Linked DNA regions of Homo sapiens: region 2 is linked to region 1. A link is an interaction called in ENCODE POLR2A ChIA-PET data of the cell type or tissue named here. Cell type or tissue: MCF 10A. All regions are shown on one strand. Each heading gives the region's core, and the rest is flanking DNA. Links, peaks and the distances in the headings are about the cores only.

Region 1 (10,500 bases), core at 4,998-7,497:
GTGCAATGGCACGATCTCTGTTCACCGCAACCTTCACCTCCTGGGTTCAAGCGATTCTCCTGCCTCAGCCCCCAAGTAGCTGGGATTACAGACATGCGCCACCACGCCCGGCTAATTTTGTATTTTTAGTAGAGATGAGGTTTCACCATTTTGGTCAGGCTGGTCTTGAATTCCTGACCTCAAGTGATCCACCCACCTTGGCCTCCCAAAGTGCTGGGATTACAGGCATAAGCCACCATGCCTGGCTGTCTTCTTCCTTTATTTTATTTATTTTAGAGACAAGATCCTATTCTATTACCCAGGCTGGAGTGCAGTGGCACGATCATAGCTCACTGCACCTTCAAATTCCCGGGGCTCAAATGATCCTCCCACTTCAGTCTCCACAGTAGGTGGGACTACAGACACACACCACCATGCCTGGCTAATTAAACATTTTCTTGTTGTTGGGTCTTGCTTTCTTGCCTAGGCAGGTCTCAAACTCCTGGCTTCAAGTGATCCTCCCGCCTTGGCCTCTCAAGGTGTTGAGATTACAGGCACAAGCCACTGCACCCAGCCTGTTCTTTTGATTTTTAAAAGAACTACCTAAAAATGTGAAAATCATTCTTAGCTCTTGGGGCCACACAAGACAGACAGGCGGGCTCTGACTAGGTAAAGTCTCACACCAGTGCCTGACTGCTAATAGGTGCCCAATTCATGGCAGGTGTTGCCAGCCCACCCAGGAGCTCACAGCCAGGCTCCATGGCTCCACCCTCCTGCCACCCCTGGAGTGGGGGTGGGGGGTGGGGGGTGGGACTCTGTCCTTCCGACTGTGGCCCCTGGCTGTCTTCCACTTTGTAGAAAGCACTCAGTGAAGGTTAGCTGTCATCTGTCCTCCCTGGCTGCATGTCCACACCTGCAGGCCTCTGCTCTTGCAGTCCCTCCTCCTGGTGAATCCCCTGTCCTTGACATCTTCCAAGAGACCACCACCATAATCAAGACAGAGAACATTCCCTTCACCCCAAACACGTCCCTTGTGCCTCTTCCCAGTCGACCCTGACTTAAAAATAATCTCCCGATTACCAAGTGCTTGCAGGGTGTCAGGTGCCACAGGGGCCCTAGGCCAGTTGGTCTCACTGAAGCCTCTGGGACCTGGTGACGTGGGGGCAGTTGTTACAGGGGGTACCTTAGGGCTGAGGGCTCTGAGGCTGGGGGATGGGAAGCAACACGGCCACGATGGGCAGGAGGCAGAGCTGGGACCTGAATCCAGGCACATCTCTTAGCCACTCTCCTGCCCTGCCTGTCCCCCAGCCCTTCGTGTTCCTAGGGCCATGTTTCTCACACCTCCTTTACTCCTGGCTAATCTGGGTGTGGCCTGGGACCCGCAGCCTTGGCGTCCGCTGGGAGCTGGTGGGAAATGCAGAGTGTTGGGCCAGATCCCACACTACTGAGTCAGCACCTGCTGTTCTGAGGCTTGGAAGCTCTGTCCTGAGGCAGGCTCTTCCTGGGAATTGGTGGCCGTGTCTGCATCCCCTCCCCTTCCCTGCTCACTGTGAGCTCCTGGTGGGCAGGTGCTCAGCTCTCTGGTGCTCACTTTGGGGACTGGCCCTTGGCCCCCTGAGAATCAAAGTTAAATGAATAGATGAAGGGAAGGGCAGGTGGTCAGAGCTTTGGGTTGAGGGTGTGGGGGTGCAGGGCTGTGGTGCTCAGGAGCTGGTGGGAGGAATGGGGCCAGGGGCAGGGGCCGGTCTAGTCACCTGTTTGGAGGTCTGGTTCTTCACTCACTCTGGCTACTGCCCAAGTTGACTCAGGGAGTCTGTGTTCATTTGCATACCTTTGCATGTGGTTAGCATATCTCTCTGGTGCAGTACGAGGCGCAGGCTGGATTGTGGAGCGGAGAAGGTGGACAGGACAGCGGGTTGGGGGCGTTGGGGGCTTTAGGGCTGCAGATATGTTTCTTGGAGCAGGTCTGGAGTTTGAGCACCCATCCTCTTTGGGTGAGGAGAGAGGCCTGCTGGATCCTCCTGGCTCTGGGTACCTGCTGGGGCTGGGCAGTTCCCACCTCCCTGCCTTCGCTCCTCAGTGGCCCTTTCCTGGAATGCCCTTTCCCCTGTGTCCCTGTGACAACCTTGTGATCTGGGTGCTGTGATCTGGGTGCTGGTTACACAGTTGGGTTCAGTCTGTGAAAATTCACTGAGTTGTACAGCAATTATATGTGCATTTTTCTGCATAAAAAATGGAAAAAGACCAGAACTAACTTCCAGGAAGAGTCCCATGCCTATTCCACAGCTGGGAGCCCTCCCCAGGGTGCCTCTCTTCCCCCTGCCCACCGTCTGCGGTGAAGGCCCTGGTCAATTTCAACTCGACTGAGTTTTATTTATTCACTCTCCTCTCCCCCTGGACTGTGAGCCACCCGGGGCAGAACCAGGTCCTGTTCATTCTTGTGTCACGTCCTATTAATTCTTGTGTCCCCCTGACATGGGACCTGGCACAGGGCAGGTGCTGAACCCATGGGTTCGACCTCACCATCTCTGGGGTGCTCCAGGAGGCCTGGGGCACTGACCACCTGGAGGGGGCATTTCTCCTTACTACCGCCACCCCCAAGCACACAAAAGGCCAGCATTACAATGCCCCTGCTGTGGCCCAGGGCTAGAAGTGGGACTCAAGGGTCCCTGGGTGGGAGTGGGTGTGGGGCACGGCCACCGTGTGGTCCTCAGTGCCCTGCCCTCCCCTGGTTCTCTCTAGCCCGGGTGGCACCTCCTCTTGTCTGTGGTTCATCCCCGGCCTTGAGGCCATCTGGGTCCCTGCTGAGTTCCTCTTCAGGCTTGGGGAGGGGGAGGCAGAGGCCTGGCTTCTCTGGACTGGGCCTGCATGCTGAGTGGCTCTGGGCCTGCCTGGCCTGGCCCTGCCTCATCCCTGCCAGCCCCTCCCTGCCCTGCAAGTTGGGGCCTCCCTGCCACCTGAGTTACAGAGACCTGTAAGCGGGCACACAGCCCCCTCCCCACTGTCTAGAACTTGGCAGAGGAGGACTCTGGGCAATGGCCTGCCTCTCTGGCCTCAATTTCCCTTTTCTGTAAAATGGGGAAAACAATTCAGGCAGCTGCCAGGTCAGATCAGTCAGAGGGTATGGGAGACCTCGGCACCCAGGCGTGTGCAGAGCAAAAGCCTGCTGGGTGTGTGTGGGGTTCGTGAGGGCGCTCTTCAGCTGGGCTGGGGTCTGCACGGTGGAGCAGGTGAGGGGGTGGGAACCTTGTTGGGGAGAGCACAGGAAAGTCAGGGCCTGAGTTTCGGCCCAACTTGATCCTAACTGGCTGCAAGCCCATCCCTCCTGGGCCTCACTTTACTTTTTTGTAAAGGGGGTCCTGAGTGAGATTGTCCTTCAGCCCACATGAGCTCCAAGGCTGGCTGAATGCCTTGCTTTCTTTGGCCTGCACAGGGTGTTATTTTGGAATTAGTTTCCAAATATGAAGCATCAGGAGGCTTCCCATACAAATCCAGAGTTCTAGCTTCCTGGGTGCAAAGCGAGAAGATCCGGCCTCCTGGGATTCCCTGTTTGCAGGCGGCAAGTGGCACAGTAGCGGGGGAAGGGGCCCTCGGTTCTCCCTGCCCCAGGGCCGACCCTCCTGCTGCCCTGCCTAGGACCCTCAGCTGCTGGCCACCCAGCCCCACACCCAGTCCTCTGGTGGCTGGTGCACCTGTGTGGGCAGGCCTCTTCTGTTTTGCCACCTTGCAGCTTCGGAGGGCAGGTCTGGATCAGACTGGCATTAGCTCATGCGCTTATCCAAAGCACACAAAGCAGAGATCTAGGTCTCAGCATTTCCTGGGGGTGTCCGGAGCCGTGGTCAGGGCCCAGAGACCGTGTCTGTGTGTGGGGTGCTGAGTCGCTCCTGCTGGGGTTCAGTCCTTTCCTTCGCCCTTCACTGGCCCCCATTCCATGTCTCAGCCTGGTCGCAAGGCCCTCAGAGACTGGACCCTGCTGTCTCTCTCTCTCTCTCTCTCTGTCTTTTTTTGAGTAAGCAGAGGGGTGTTTATTGACCTTGAGACAGGGGAGCTCTCGCCCTGTGTGGGAGGCCTGAGGGGCTCCAGAGCCCTGGGTTTCTTCCTTGCTTGAACAGAGGTGGTCCGGAGTGGTGCGTTGTGTGGCCCTGGCTCCGTGTTAAGTTAATGGCTGGGTAGGACGGAACCCTGGACTCCTGCCCCTGGCCTGTGTTCTTCCTGTGGTTCCAGGTTCAGAACAGCAAATGGCAAGGCCCCTGGCTCTGAGGCCGGGTGGTTTAAGGAGGTGGCGATGTAGGGAATGTGGGTTTGAAGGCCCTGGGCCCAGGTAACAGGATGAGTCCAAGCAGGGATTCCAAGTCTGCCGCAGGGACCCGCCCGGTGCCAGAGTCCCCTGACAGGGAAGCCCCCGCCTCTGCCCCACCACATCCTTCCCCTGAACGCGCGGCTGCAAAACCACACTGGAATTCCCGAGGGTCAGTGCCGAAGTGGTCCCAAACTGAGGAGGACACTATGCATGGGGACAGAGGAGGGGGCCATGGGGTAAGGGGGACAGGAAAGGCCATCACAGCAGGGCCCAGAGGGGAACTGACCCAGGCTGAGCAGGAGTCCCAAGGAAGGGCCCAGGTGCTGCCTGCCACCAGGACCCCCGCATTACAGAGGCCTCTCTTGCAACAAGAAAGCTTGGAACTCATAGAGGTGTCCAGAACCTCCACATTCCAAATGATGGTATCATTCTTGGGGCAGGAGGGAAAGGAGGCAGAGCCTGTTCCCCACTCTCACTTTCCCAGATGCCACAGGGACCCAGACTCCCTGTGTCTCTCATATCCCGAGACGCAGACCCTGTCAGGGAAGGGGCATGTGGCAGCGGGGCAGGCATGCCTGTGCCAGGCTGGGGCCACCAAGCACTGGTGGCAGCATAGACCTTGGGGTCTCTCTGTGCACAGCAGGGCCACCAGCAGGGCCAGGGCAAAGGTCTTCATGGTGTGGGAACTGCTCATTCTCGCTCTCTCTGGCCGGGCTGCAAGGCAAGTGGTCCCTTCCCCTGCCCCGCCATCTTTTGGCCTCACCTTCCTCCCTCCCCATGGAAGGCCCACACTCCTGTGTTCCTTGTGGCACTGCCTGGTCACAATCTCAAGTCCTCTTCCTTTCTTCCCTACCTGCACCCCCCACCCCCTAATTCAAGCCTCGGCGTCTCCACCCTCCCCAAGCCATCCCTGCCCCATCAACGAGGGCCAGCTCTATGCCCCTGATGACCTGCCAGCCTCCTGAGCCAGGCTGTGCACTCTCTGACTGCCAGGCCAGCCTCTGTCCTGCTTCCCCTACTTCCTGCTCAGAGCCGGTCATGCTGAGGCTGCGATGGAGACCTGGGAGCAGGAGGCAGCAGGGGATTCCTTGGGCTGTGGCTCTCATCATTGCTGAGAGAGGGAGAAAGGGCCCGGCCATTCCTGACCACAGCCCTGGGCTCCTGCACTCAGCCGGGCACTCACTGCATGCCAGCCTCAGACAGGGCAGTAGGGCCGCCTGGATGTGTACTGAGCCCTTCCAGCCAGGGCTTCAAGGCCGGGTCACAACTCCCGGCTCAGTGCCCAACTCCTCAACCCCTCAGCATCCACCTGCCCAGCTCATGACAGGGAGGACAAAACAAAGGAGGCCCCTGTGGGACTACACAGGCCAGCTCCTGACACTATATAGGTGGGGAAACTGGGGCCCAGAGAGGGGCGGTGACTTGTCCAAATTCATGGGCCCAGAGCTGGGCTCCTAGGCCTCTCTCCCGGGCGGCCTGAGTTAGGCCGTGGTGCCGTCAGTCCCGGAAGGTTGGGACACCCACGGCAGTACCTGACTTGCCGGGGCCCAGCCTCCAGCCCACAGCCCTGCTTTGAGCAGCAAGGGAGGCTGCCCCGCCCCCAGCGTCTCCTCCTGCCTGACTGAGTTTCCCAGAGCCAGCAGAAAGGCAGGGCCGATGCAGGTCTGAATCCGCCCAGGGATCTGGCAGTCCCAGCTGGCTTGCCCTGCCCTCGAGCCCTGGGAGCGGGAAGTGAGCCTCCCCACCTCAAATCCTCCACCTTCCCTGCCACCCACACCTTCAGCCCGGGGCCCAAACATGGCAGGGAGCCAGGCCCCTCACCTCCCTCCTTGGTAACCGAGGCAAACACCCAACACTGGAGACTGTTTGTCCTGCCAACGCTGCACCCCAACCTGAGCCCAGACGCCCTGCCGCAGTTGGGAGAAGCCTGGCTGGGGGAGGGGACGTGGCAGGGGCAGCCAGAACCTGTGGGCTTGGGGACCCTTCCCCTCCACTCCAGTTCCCCAGGAGCTTCTGAGTGAGCACAGGGCAGCGGGGCTGTTGTCTCAGCACCTTTGACTGTGAGGCCCCCAACCTCAGCCTCTGCTCCACCCCTAAGACTGTGCGCCCGGAAGGTGGAGAAGGGCTGGCTGGGGTGAGAGGGTCTGTGCTTGAACTACAGCAGAGAAAGAGAGCAGAGGGAGAAAGTTCTCTCTGGCCAGCCCAGCTGTGGGAGGGCTCAGGGAGGGAGGCCAGTGGGCCCTTTCTTTGCAGGCAGGGAGGGATGGGAGATTCTACCAGCGCCAGACCTGGGGGGCTCTGCCTCCTGATCCCCAGGGTCTGGGTGGGCACCGTGAGGCACTCCAGCGTCGCGTTTGGGGGCTGGCTGGGTGGGCAAGGAGGTGGATGTCAGGGCCTGGGGAGGCTGGGGTAAGGTGGCGCCAGGAGGGGACGGGCAGTTTTTCTGGCCTTCACTGGCCTGTGGTTTCCGCAGTGCAGGGCATGGGACTGTGGGGCGATGGAGCAAGGAGGATGGAGTTTCTGTCCCTGGGAAGCCTCTTGTCTGAGGGGAGACATGCCCCGAGCCTTCAGGGACCGCCTAGTCGGAGGGGGAGACACAGCCCTTGTCCTGGGGAGTTTGGAATAACCGTATTGGGGCCAGGGACAGAGGATGATGGAGTCACCCTGCTCTGCATGGAGCACGGGACCACCCGGCCTCACGGGGCTGGGCAGACGCTTCTGTTTCTTCTGCATGGAGCACGGGATCACCTGGCCTCATGGGGTTAGGCAGACGCTTCTGTTTCTTAGGAAGAGGTCTGTTTGCTTCTCAAATGCTTCCCGGGAACCTCCTCCACCACTGCAGCCCTGCACTGTGGGCAGGAATGTCACTAGCCCCCTTTTACGGATGAGGAAACTGAGGCTCAGGCATCTGGGAAAATGTGCTGTGGGCAGCCCCCCCGGACAGAGCTGTGCTGGCACCCTCCAGACAGTGCAGGAGAAGGGCAGGTCCCACAGAGTCCCTGCTGTTCCCCCAAGTCCTGAGGCCAGGGGGTGCTGTCTCTACTCTCAGTCCCCTGCCAGGACCTGTCCCCTGGTTCAATCCCAGGCAGGCCAGCGGGGAGGGTGGGGTGGGAGACTTGGTTCTGCTGAGGCTGCAGCTTCCCTGGCCCACCTAGGCTGAGTCAGGGCTGGGCAGGAGCCGAGGGCAGCAGCTTTCCCAGGGCCAGCCCGGGCGGCGTCCGCATTCCTCACTTGCAGGGTGCGTCTGGGCTTGGCTGAGCCAGGTGTGCTGTGCCCCACCCAGGCCCCCGCCTGCAGCTGAGCCAGCTCAGCGCTGGGGCCTTGTAAGGAAGCTTCTGGCAGCCACCAGGAACGGGGTGTGGGAACTGCTTGGCTTGCATGTCCTTGCTGGGTGGGGTGCAGGCTGGGGGAGATCAGCCTGCTAGAGCCCAAGCTCCCACAGTGGCCAGGGCAATTGGGGTGCCCACTCCTCACCCCCTCCTCACACTCTGCTCTTGCCTCTGCAGTTGGAGAGCTGGAGGCCGAGGCCCCAGGCAGTCTGTGGTTTGGAGCTTTGGTCTTGGTCATTGCTCAGTAGATGCTGGGGGCAGAATGAAGGATGTTCTGAGAGCTGAGGTGGTGGTGAGGGCCCCGCAGTGGCCAGGAAGCAGCAGAGGGACACGTTCTGTTTGCTGCCTCCAGCCTCTAAGGGATGCCTTTGTCCTAAGCAGCTTGGAGCTCTGTGCCAGATGGGGCCCTGGAGTAGAGGCTGTGAGTGCGGACTTGTGCCCATGGGGTGCCCATCTCTGGGGACTGCTGCTGACACCTTGCCACTTGGCCCTGTGTCCCCCACACCCCAGCTGGGCTGTCTGCACTGGCACCTGGGTCTGGAAGGGGTCTATATGGGGTTGGCCAAGGTCAGTCCTCACCACTTACTGCAGTGAAATTCTTCCCACAATCCACTTCCTCTCTTTGGGCCTCTGTTTTCTTTCCTGGAAAGTGGGGGTAGGAACTCCCTTTCCCAATGTCCCTGGGCGCTTTTTGTTTTTCACTTAATTAAAATTTTTTTTTGTTATTTTTGAGATAGGGCCTCACTCTGTCGCCCAGGTTGGAGTGCAGTGACGCCATCACAGCTCGTGCAGGCTTGATCTCCTGGGCTCAAGCGGTTCTCCCACCCCAGCCTCCTGAGTAGCTGGGATCACAGGTGCACACCACCAAGCCTAGCTGAATGTCCCTGGGTTCTTGGTGGATGGAATGTGACCATGAGACTGAGGATGTGTGTTGGGAGCTGAGATGAGCTGTGCTGGGACCTGCATCTTCTCCACCACAGGACCCCCCAACTTAGCGCTGTAGCTTCTCCATCACTGTCTGTGAGTCTGGCAGGGCCCCTGGATGGTGATTGGGGAAGGAAACTTCAAGTTTGGGATTTGGGGACCTTGCTCACTGTTTAGCCTCTTCCTGGAGGGCTACTGGTAGAGCCAGCATTTCAATCACACCAACAACCACCCATGGGGGACCTCCTTGCCTCCCTGTTGCCCAGTTCTGAGGCCTCAGCATTTCTGAGCACAGCCCAGGGCTGGTCCCCTCTGTCATGCCTCGCAGCAGGTAGGGCCAAGCTGTTTCCTGGGAACCTGTGATGGGCCCAGGGTGGGCCCAGGGTGGCTTGGTCTGCAGAAATCACTTCCCAAGCCTTGGTGGGAACCAGCAGTTCCTGGCCCTGGGCCCAGGGTGGGCGTGGGAATTCTGTCCTGCAGGGAGGACAGGAAGGGTGACAGCAGGGCTGTGGGAGCAGAGGCTGAGGGATGGGGTGGGACACTGGTCCTGGGCATCTAGCGTAGCCTCCACGGTGAGGGCGGCAGGCTGAGCTCCAGGCAGCTGGGTTGGGGGGCAGGGACCAGAGCAGGTGCAGCCCCCTGGCCCCACCTAGCCCCTTGCAGAGCAGTGGTGGGCAAGCCTGGCTGAGGTGTCCCAGGCTGGGGCAGAGACCCCTTGGCTCCTCTTTCTGGGGGCAGCTCCTCACTTCCCCAGCTTTCTTTGGCTGAGCCCTGGGGCTGGCTCTGGGGTGCCCCATTCCAGGGGCTCTCTGGGGACCTTGGCTGCTTTCCCTGCTTCTCTGTCCAGGGCCTTGTGGCAAGAGGATAGAACTTTGTCCTGGCTGGGTGCTGCCTGCAGTGGAAGGAAGTGCCTCAGCTCCTGAAAACCCTGCTCTGTGTCTGTGTCCTGTGGTTGAGGATGGCTTTGTGTGTGTGTATGTGCATGTGTGTTGATGGCGTGTGTGTGTGCATGTGTGCAGACATGTGTTGCTGGGATGTGAGTGTGTGTTCATGTGTGTTGGTGGGGTTCATGTGTGTGTGCATGCATGTGTGTTGGGGTGTGTGTGCAGTGTGTGTGTATGTGTGTGTATGTGTGTGCATGCGTGTGTGTTGGTGGGGTGTGTGTATGTGTGTGCATGTGTGTTGGTAGGGTGTGTGTCTGTGTATGTGTGTGCATGTGTGTTGGTTGGTGGTAGTGTGTGTGCATGCGTGTGTTGGTGGTGTGTGTGTGTGTTGGTAGGGTGTGTGTTTGTGTGTGTGCATGTGTGTTGGTTGGTGGTAGTGTGTGTGCATGCATGCGTGTGTGTGTGTTGGTGGGGTGTGTGTGTGCATGTGTGTTGGTGGGGGAGGCACTTGTTTCTGTGGGGTGGTCTTCTGGACATTCGCACTGGCGTCCCTGTAGTTAGAGTCTGAACCCTGAAGGATTCTGGGAGCTGGCACTGGGAGCTGGGCCCAGGGCAGCCTGGGACCTAGTGGGAACAGGCGAGAACAGGCTGGTACTGGCTGGCGGGAGCGGCAGCAGCTGGAATGTGTGGGCTGCCCCACCCTCCCTCACCCAGGAATGGGCCCTCGTCGCGGAGCCAGGACCCAGCCCCTTCGCCCAGCTGTCCCAGCTCTGCCCCACCAGGCCTCCTGAGCCCCCGTTCCCTCCTGTGGGGCTCCCCCACTGCCCTCGCTCCTGGCTGGGCTGGAGCCAGCGGGCCAGCTGGGGCGGGCTGTCTGGGAGGAGCTGGCACTGCTTCTTCAGGATCCCAGGTCTTGGGGCCGTGTGTTTCCAGGTCTGCACAGACCGACCCTCTGTCACTTACAGGGGCCTCGTTGTGATGAATCAGGGAAGAACGTGGCTGTACCTGTGGGGGGTTTCCCTGGACCAGTGGTGGGCTCCTGGGCCTGCTCTGCTCCTGGAATGGAGGCTGAGGACCACCTGCC
Region 2 (7,453 bases), core at 1,581-4,080, 830 kb after region 1:
CTAACTCATAGTGAGCAATTGTCTTTTACAAAATGAAATTAATTTACCTGAAAAGAAATCCCATGACATACTAATGAAATTTAAAAGCTAAGTTATATTATATTTAATCCTTAAATTACAACATACTCATAGGCTACCTAGCCAGAAACCCAACTAGAATTGTCAATTCTCCTAATATAAAAAACATTCAAAATTTTTAACTTTTTATGGGTCCATGGTAACTGTATTATTCAGAAGGAACAAGAGATATTTCAATACAGGCAACAATGCATAATAATCACACCCAGGTAAACGTGGTACCCATTACCTCAAGCATTTATCATTTCTTTGTGTTACAAATATTCCAATAATATTTTTTTAATTTAAAATGTACAATAAATTATTGTGACTATAATCACCCTGTTGTGCTATCAAATACTAGATTATATTTGTTCTATCTAATTATATTTTTGTACCCATTAACCATCCCCACTTCCCAGCCCCCTCACCCCACACTACCCTTCCCAGCCTCTGGTAACCATTTTTCTACTCTCTATCTCTATGAGTTCAATTGTTCTCATTTTTAGCTCCCACAAATGAGAACATGAGAAGTTTATCTTTCTATGCCTGGTTTATCTCACTTAACATAATGTCCTCCAGGTCCAGTCAAGTTGTTGCAATAACAGGATCTCATTCTTTTTTATGGCTGAATAGTACTCCATTGAGCATATGTACCACGTTTTCTTTATCAACCTGTCTGTTGATGTACACTTAGGTTGTTTCCACATCTTGGCTATTGTGAACACAATTGCAAAAAAAAAATGAGGGTGCAGATATCTCACTGATATACTGATTTCCATGATTTTGGGTATATATCTAGCAGTGGGACTGCTGGATCATACAGTAGTTCTATTATTAGCTTTTTGAGGAACCTCCATACTGTTCTCCATAGTGGCTGTACTAATTTACATTCCCAAGGACAGTGAACGAGGGGGTTCCCTTTTCTCCACATCCTCACTAGCATTCATTATTGCCTCTCTTTTGGATAAAAGCCATTTTAAGCGGGGTGAGTTGTACAACAAATTACTGTGACTGTAATAATTTACATTATTCATTCAACTGCAGTGAGAATCACATTCTCATTGCACAGTTTTGAGTCATTTCTCTGATGATCAATGATGTTGAGCCCCTTTTTACATACCTGTTTGCCATTATATGTTTTCTTATTTTTTTTTTTTGAGGTCACTCTGTTGCCCAGGCTGGAGTGCAGTGGCAGGAACATGGCTCACCTCAGCCTCCCAAGTAGCTGGGACTACAGACACATGCCATCACACCCAGCTAATTTATTTTTATTTTTTGTAGAGATGGGGTCTCCCTACGTTACCCAGGCTGGTCTTGAATTCCTAGGCTCAAGTAGTCCTCCCATCCCAGTCTCCCTAAGTGCTGGGATTAGAGGTGTGAGCCACCATGCCTAGCCTGTATGTCTTTTGAGATTTGTATGTCTATTCAGATCTTTTGCCCATTTTTTTTATCAGATTATTAGATTTTCTTTCCTATTGAGTTGTTTGAGCTCCTTATATATTCTGGTTATTAACCCTCTGTCAGATGGATAGTTTGCAAATATTTTCTCTCATTCCGTGGGCTGTCTCTTTACTTTGTTGATTGTTTCCTTTGCTGTGCAGAAGCTTTTTAATTTGATGTGATGTATGAAAAAAATTCAAATTTTAGAATAAAACTACAGATATATTTTAGCAGGTTACTAGTATCAAGATAATCTCAACAGATCCAAGACAAAAAAAAAGTGACCTTTAATGAAGAGGAAAAAGTGAGGGCCAAAATGTTTTCTTAATATATATAGTGTATTTCCATTCTAAGGAATATATCTTTATATACTTTAAGGTATTTTAAAATTCCTATGCAGAATCTTGGTTTTCTTATCATTCTTACATATTCTTACATCAAAAAGTATCATAATTTCCTTTAAAGCAAAATTAAATTAGTTGTCTTCAACCAGCCTTCATTTAAATTTTTAACTTGCACTATTGCCAAAACATACAGGCCAAGAGTTTGGAGAAAAAAATAAAGGCAAAGAAAGTGGGGAAAGGCACTGAGGCAATACGAAAACATTCAGAGAACAATGAGTACTGGGTGCAGCAAGAACAGAGGCACCCTCCCTTCTCTAAAGGAACTTAAATGTCGTATTGCATTGGAAACACTAATAAAGAGGCCAGAATATTATAACAAATTATAAAACACCAAGTTGTTCAACATAGGAAATGAGAAGAAAGAGACAGCCGTGAACTACAGACTAACGGTGGGAAGTCTCATGAAGGAGATGGCATTTAAGTCAGAGTCTGGAGTTGAGGTAGAATAACTTGAATAAACAGCAAAGTAGAAGATGGGCATTCTAAGCCAAGAGCAACAAACACAAGCCTTAAAATGGAACAAAGCATAGTATCTTAGCCAAGAGTAGAAAGGCCTGCTTAAAGGATTAAGTAATTAAAGGATTCTTAAAGGAGATGCTAACACACATTTTTTCACTGAATCATGGATTATTATCCATATTTTAATATTTAACATTACTATCCATATTTTATAGGGTAGTAAACTGAGACACGGAAAGCTGAGTATCTTGCCCAGGGCCACATAATTACTTTATGAAGAGAATGTAGCACTCCTTCCACTCCCCACCCTGACTCACCGCAGGGAGCATGAGGTTGGACAGACAGAGTCGGGCAAGGTTATGGAGAAGACTTAATCCATCCACAAGAGGTCCGAGTATGTTGATGAAGTGATGACAGTACTGTTTCAAGAACATCAACCCTGCCGCAGTGAACAGATCTTAATTGACAGTGCTGAGTCAAGAAAACCACTTCAGAAGCTGGTGAAGTAATCTTCGAGAAAAGTGGTGAAAGCTCAGATTAGGGCAGTTACAGTGGGGCTACACAGAAAGAAACGAATACATTAGCTATGACAAAGAGAAGGTGACAAAATTAGTGCCTTGGTGGATGTAGGAGATAAAGAAATGAAGTTTAAAGTGAAAGGAAGTGTCACTCAAAGAAAAACAGATGGCATGGTTTATCACAAAAGTTATCAAGCTGAACACCTTTTCCCCACCCTACTTTCCTCTCCAGCCATTTTCTCCTCCCTCACAAGCCATTTTCTAACTTCTCACCCTATCCTTTCATTCATTCCTATTTTGAAGGCATCCTGTGGGTTGGACAGTGGGTTAACCTATGAGAAACAGAGATCACAAAACAGTAATAGCAACAAAAATATATTCATTAAGTGCTTATTCTATGCATGCAAATCATTGTTCTAAACGCTTTATATTTATTAACTCATTTGACTCCTGCTACAACTCCACAGAGTATGAAAAATTATAATCCCTACTTTAGAGAGGAGGACATTGAGATGAAACCTCACAGTAAATGGGGGAGCCTGGATTGTAACCCCGGCAGTCTGACCCCAGAGCCCACCCACTTACCCTGCTACACTACCCTCAAAACTCAAAAGCCTTCAAGCAGTTTCCATATTTTTGTGGCTTCCATCACAGTACAGTCCCAGAAGTTTCAGAAAAATTGATATAGGAGTGTTTGTAGATTTTAAATCCCTGAATTTTAGAAGTTTACCAATGACAAGACATGAACTTTATCAATTGATATCTTAGTTGTCCAACAATTAGCTATCTGAGAAGAGGGTACCAAATCTATCAAATAATGATACAATTTTCCACTTTGTTTTGACTCTGTGGGTAGTAATCACAAAAGTATATTAAGCAATTTGCACAGTCACAGAACAGTAAAAAGAAAATGCCTGACTCTTAAACTTTGTGATAAACAACAGAAAATTCTAAATATTTAGATCAACCTTGCCATCTTGAGATATAACCTGCATTACCAGATTTGTCCTTCTGCAACTACCTAAACTATGCATTATATCTCAATTATATGTATTATATCTCAATCAGAAAAAGAAACTTGCAAATAGAATTTTCAGCTAGAAACTTCAAAAGCGGATTTTACTTGAAGCAAAATAAGGAAGAAATAAAAAGGATCCAAATCCCAACAGTGAGACAAGTCAAACTGATAACAAACTTGAATCCACAACATGCTTCTAGAGCTCCGGCCAAATTAACCCCATGCGAATAGCAACTATATCCGTCTTAACCACGACTCAAAGTTCAGAAGCAATTAAAGAAGAAATTGATAAACTGGACAACATGAAAATAAAATACCATAAGCAAAGTCATCAATTCCAATATTGGGTATGCATCATGAATTGCCCCACCACTACTCAATTAAAATTGTCCTCTGGAAGGATGCCAATGGTTCCAAATTACTTTCCTCAATCCATCTTTTCATTGACCTCTCGGATGATCACCTCACCCACGTTCTCTTCTCCCTTGGCTTCACTGATCCTCTTTCCCCCTTTCCCTGGTCCTAGATGTCCTTCTTTTCAGGATTATTCTCTAGCTCTACTTCTTCTTCCCAGCCCCTAAAGTGACTCCAAAAGTTCAGAATTAGACCTTCTGTACATTTCTCTCTAAATTCCTTCCCTTAGGGATCCTAACTACCCCCAAAATCTGCTATTCTGAATCTCTCTCCTTAACAGCAGTCCCATAATTGCTTAAAGACATGTTTACATGAATATCCTGGTATTACCTCAAATTCACGTCTTAAACCAAAACTCATCCTCAATCCCGAACTTTACTTCAATATTCTTTCATTGTGCACTCACACCACACACACACACACACACACACACACACATTCACTAGACTGTTAGACAACCTCTCTGTAATTCCTCGGAACCCTGAACATTGCTCAAATATAGCCCAGATTACCCTATATTATAATCTCTGATTCGTGGGTATGTTTGTTTGCCTCTCCAAGTAGATTGTAAACTCCTTGAAGGGTAGGAGCTGTATCTTGGTCACCTATGCCTTCCCCAGGCCATATTGCAGGTGCTCAATAAAACCTGCTGAAGGTATGAATAAATTAACATATACGGATGATCTACTCCAGCCAAACTGGTCACTCAGTGTCTCCACTTGCTTGGCATTTTCACAGTCCTGACTTCCCAGAAGTCTTCTCTCTGCTGTTGCACACATGAAAAGTCCTACTCATCCTTACAGGACTCAGCTTAAATTTCAACTGCACCATGAAACTTTGTCAATTGGCCCCATTCCAACATGACCCCTTGCTCATTAGTCTTAAGAATGCCAGTCTGGTGTCATGAAAACTAGCACCTTTGTAACTGTATCTCTTGATTCAAAACCAGGCTGTGTGTCATCACACAGACACTGCTGATATATAAATAAACAAATACATACATAATCTGGCAAATTTCTAAAACTTTTTAAGGTTTAGGTTTTTTAGCTATTAAACGAGATAATAATACCTATCTTAGAGAACCTAGGGCAGGATTAAAGAAAAGTAAACCATCTAGATCATAGAGATATTCCGGAAATGTTAACTCCTTCCCCCTACACATCCAAGCCCCACCATCATTTTCCATTTATATAGCATACAGTGCTTAAACTGATGGTATATGTCATGTCTCCTCAATTAGACTGTAACTACTGGCAAGATCCATAAGGACGGGAGGTGTATCTCATTCATTTTTCTATATTTTAAATACCTACCAATGCACTTTACATAGAGACACAATAAAAATTGAGCACAATGAAAATACAGTTACAGTGGATTATAGCAATCAAGTGTAAATGGTGCCAAGACTAGAATCATAAATGTTCATCCAATTTAGCTGTAGAATTATTATGTGGCATCTCTTAATTTTACTCATGCCAAAGGCTGATTTCAACAAATGACAGTGTGAATAAAGACAAATCAATTTCTACAGTATACAAGTTAATAAGTAATCTTTGGTAATAACAGTAAAGGTAGCTTAAATTAAATGTTATAGTATTAGAAGGCCCTCCATACCTGTATTTGTTCTTATGTACTTTTATGCAAAGATTCCCTTTCATATATTCTTTGGTTTAATATGATTGTAACAGAGCTCTCTTCATACCACTTGTTAATTAACTGAAAGGAGACTGGGATTTTTATATTTTCCACTGGGGGGAGAAATTATAGGCTAATACTAAAACAAAATTGGTAATACTAAGATCCAAAACTTGTGCTAATTACAGGTAAAATCAATCAAAATATCTTTTTAATTAAAATGTTTCTTTCCAAAAAGATTTCATTAATATCAAGGTTTCAACATGTTCTCTGAAGTTATTGGAGTTTTTTCTTTTCCTATCCTGATTTATCATAGCCTTCTTTAACTGTAGGTTATCTTCATCAAGAATCAATTCCCATGGTTGGGTTTCAGTTTTTCTTTTAACTACTGCCCCATTTGCATGTGCTAACAAGTTGGAAGAGTTGCAATCTGCTGGGTAGTAACCTCCACTTTAACAATCAACATTTGATTAATGCTCCCAACCACACTCCCTTCCCTACAGAAACTATTTCTGTAGTTTTCATAAACCAAAATGTGCAGCAATAAACTTAATTTGAAAAAACAATTACTAAAGGTAGAGTGTGTGCCAAATCATTACCCTTTGAATATTTTCATGATTCTAAGTTCTTTTTGTTTTGCTCTTTTTCCCCATTTGGAGAAGTTTACGGTGAGAATTAGAGTCATTCATCTCCATTAGACCAAATCCACTGGAGCAGATAATATATATACACATTGGTAAAGTGGAAAAGAACCAAGGAGTTAAAAGACCAAGCTTCTAATTGCAGTTCAACCACCTGTTACATATCTTCAGGAAAAAATCACAACCTCTCAACTTCAACTTCCTCTTCTATAAATTAGAAATAACAATAACCACACCTGTAACCCCAGCACTTTGGGAGGCCAAGGCAGGCAGATCAAGAGGTCAGGAGATTGAGACCATCCTGGCTAACATGATGAAACCCTGTCTCTACCAAAAAGACAAAAAATTAGCCAGGTATGGTGGCACACACCTGTAGCCCCAGCTACTCGGGAGGCTGAGGCAGGAGAATGGCGTGAACCCGGGAGGTGGAGCTTGCAGTGAGCCGAGATGGCGCCACTGCACTCCAGCCTGGGCGACAGAGCAAGCCTCCGTCTAAAAAAAAAAAAAGAAAGAAAGAAAGAAAGAAAGAAAAGAAATAATAATAACCACCATTCCTATCTCAACAGCTTGTTCTAGAAATTTTTAAAGCACAGTATCACAAACAGCACTACATAATTGTAAAACATGTATGAATATATACATCCAAACAACAGCAATGTCATAGCCTATGGGTAGATATAATCTTATACAATGTACCAAAATCCCAATTTACTTCACTAGACAAACTGTTATACCAAATTCTGTACACAGTATATCCAAGAAAATGTGTTGTTTTTATTGAGAAACTGAACCTAGCTTGGGAACACATGTGCACAGTCTAGTTCATAATATTTGGTGCAAGTATCATTCTCTAATATAGATTTA

What was found. Peaks named below come from ENCODE experiments on the same cell type or tissue, not always from the same donor. Only the 100,000 strongest peaks of a DNase experiment are listed, where the experiment ranks them.
Region 2: POLR2A ChIA-PET joins it to region 1 with 6 read pairs; 11 of 35 experiments call an interaction of 5 or more read pairs at or near these places.

What each region holds. Positions count from the first base shown.
Region 1 is chr17:41,651,319-41,661,818 of GRCh38, reverse strand. LOC124904004 (a long non-coding RNA gene) reads left to right here and starts at 6,685. Exons shown (of 2, transcript XR_007065756.1): 1 at 6,685-8,628. RefSeq lists enhancers at 1,035-1,534, 6,874-7,570, 7,571-8,269. In MCF 10A, for the core only: no CTCF peak of the experiment used is centred there; a DNase peak (open chromatin) is centred at 5,998.
Region 2 is chr17:40,823,524-40,830,976 of GRCh38, reverse strand. The region is part of intron 1 of KRT10-AS1 (KRT10 antisense RNA 1); the gene reads right to left. Among named protein-coding and RNA genes, the nearest start is that of KRT10, 4.6 kb to the right of the region's middle. RefSeq lists a silencer at 2,639-2,868 and an enhancer at 2,612-3,811. In MCF 10A, for the core only: no CTCF peak of the experiment used is centred there; DNase peaks (open chromatin) are centred at 2,266 and 2,756.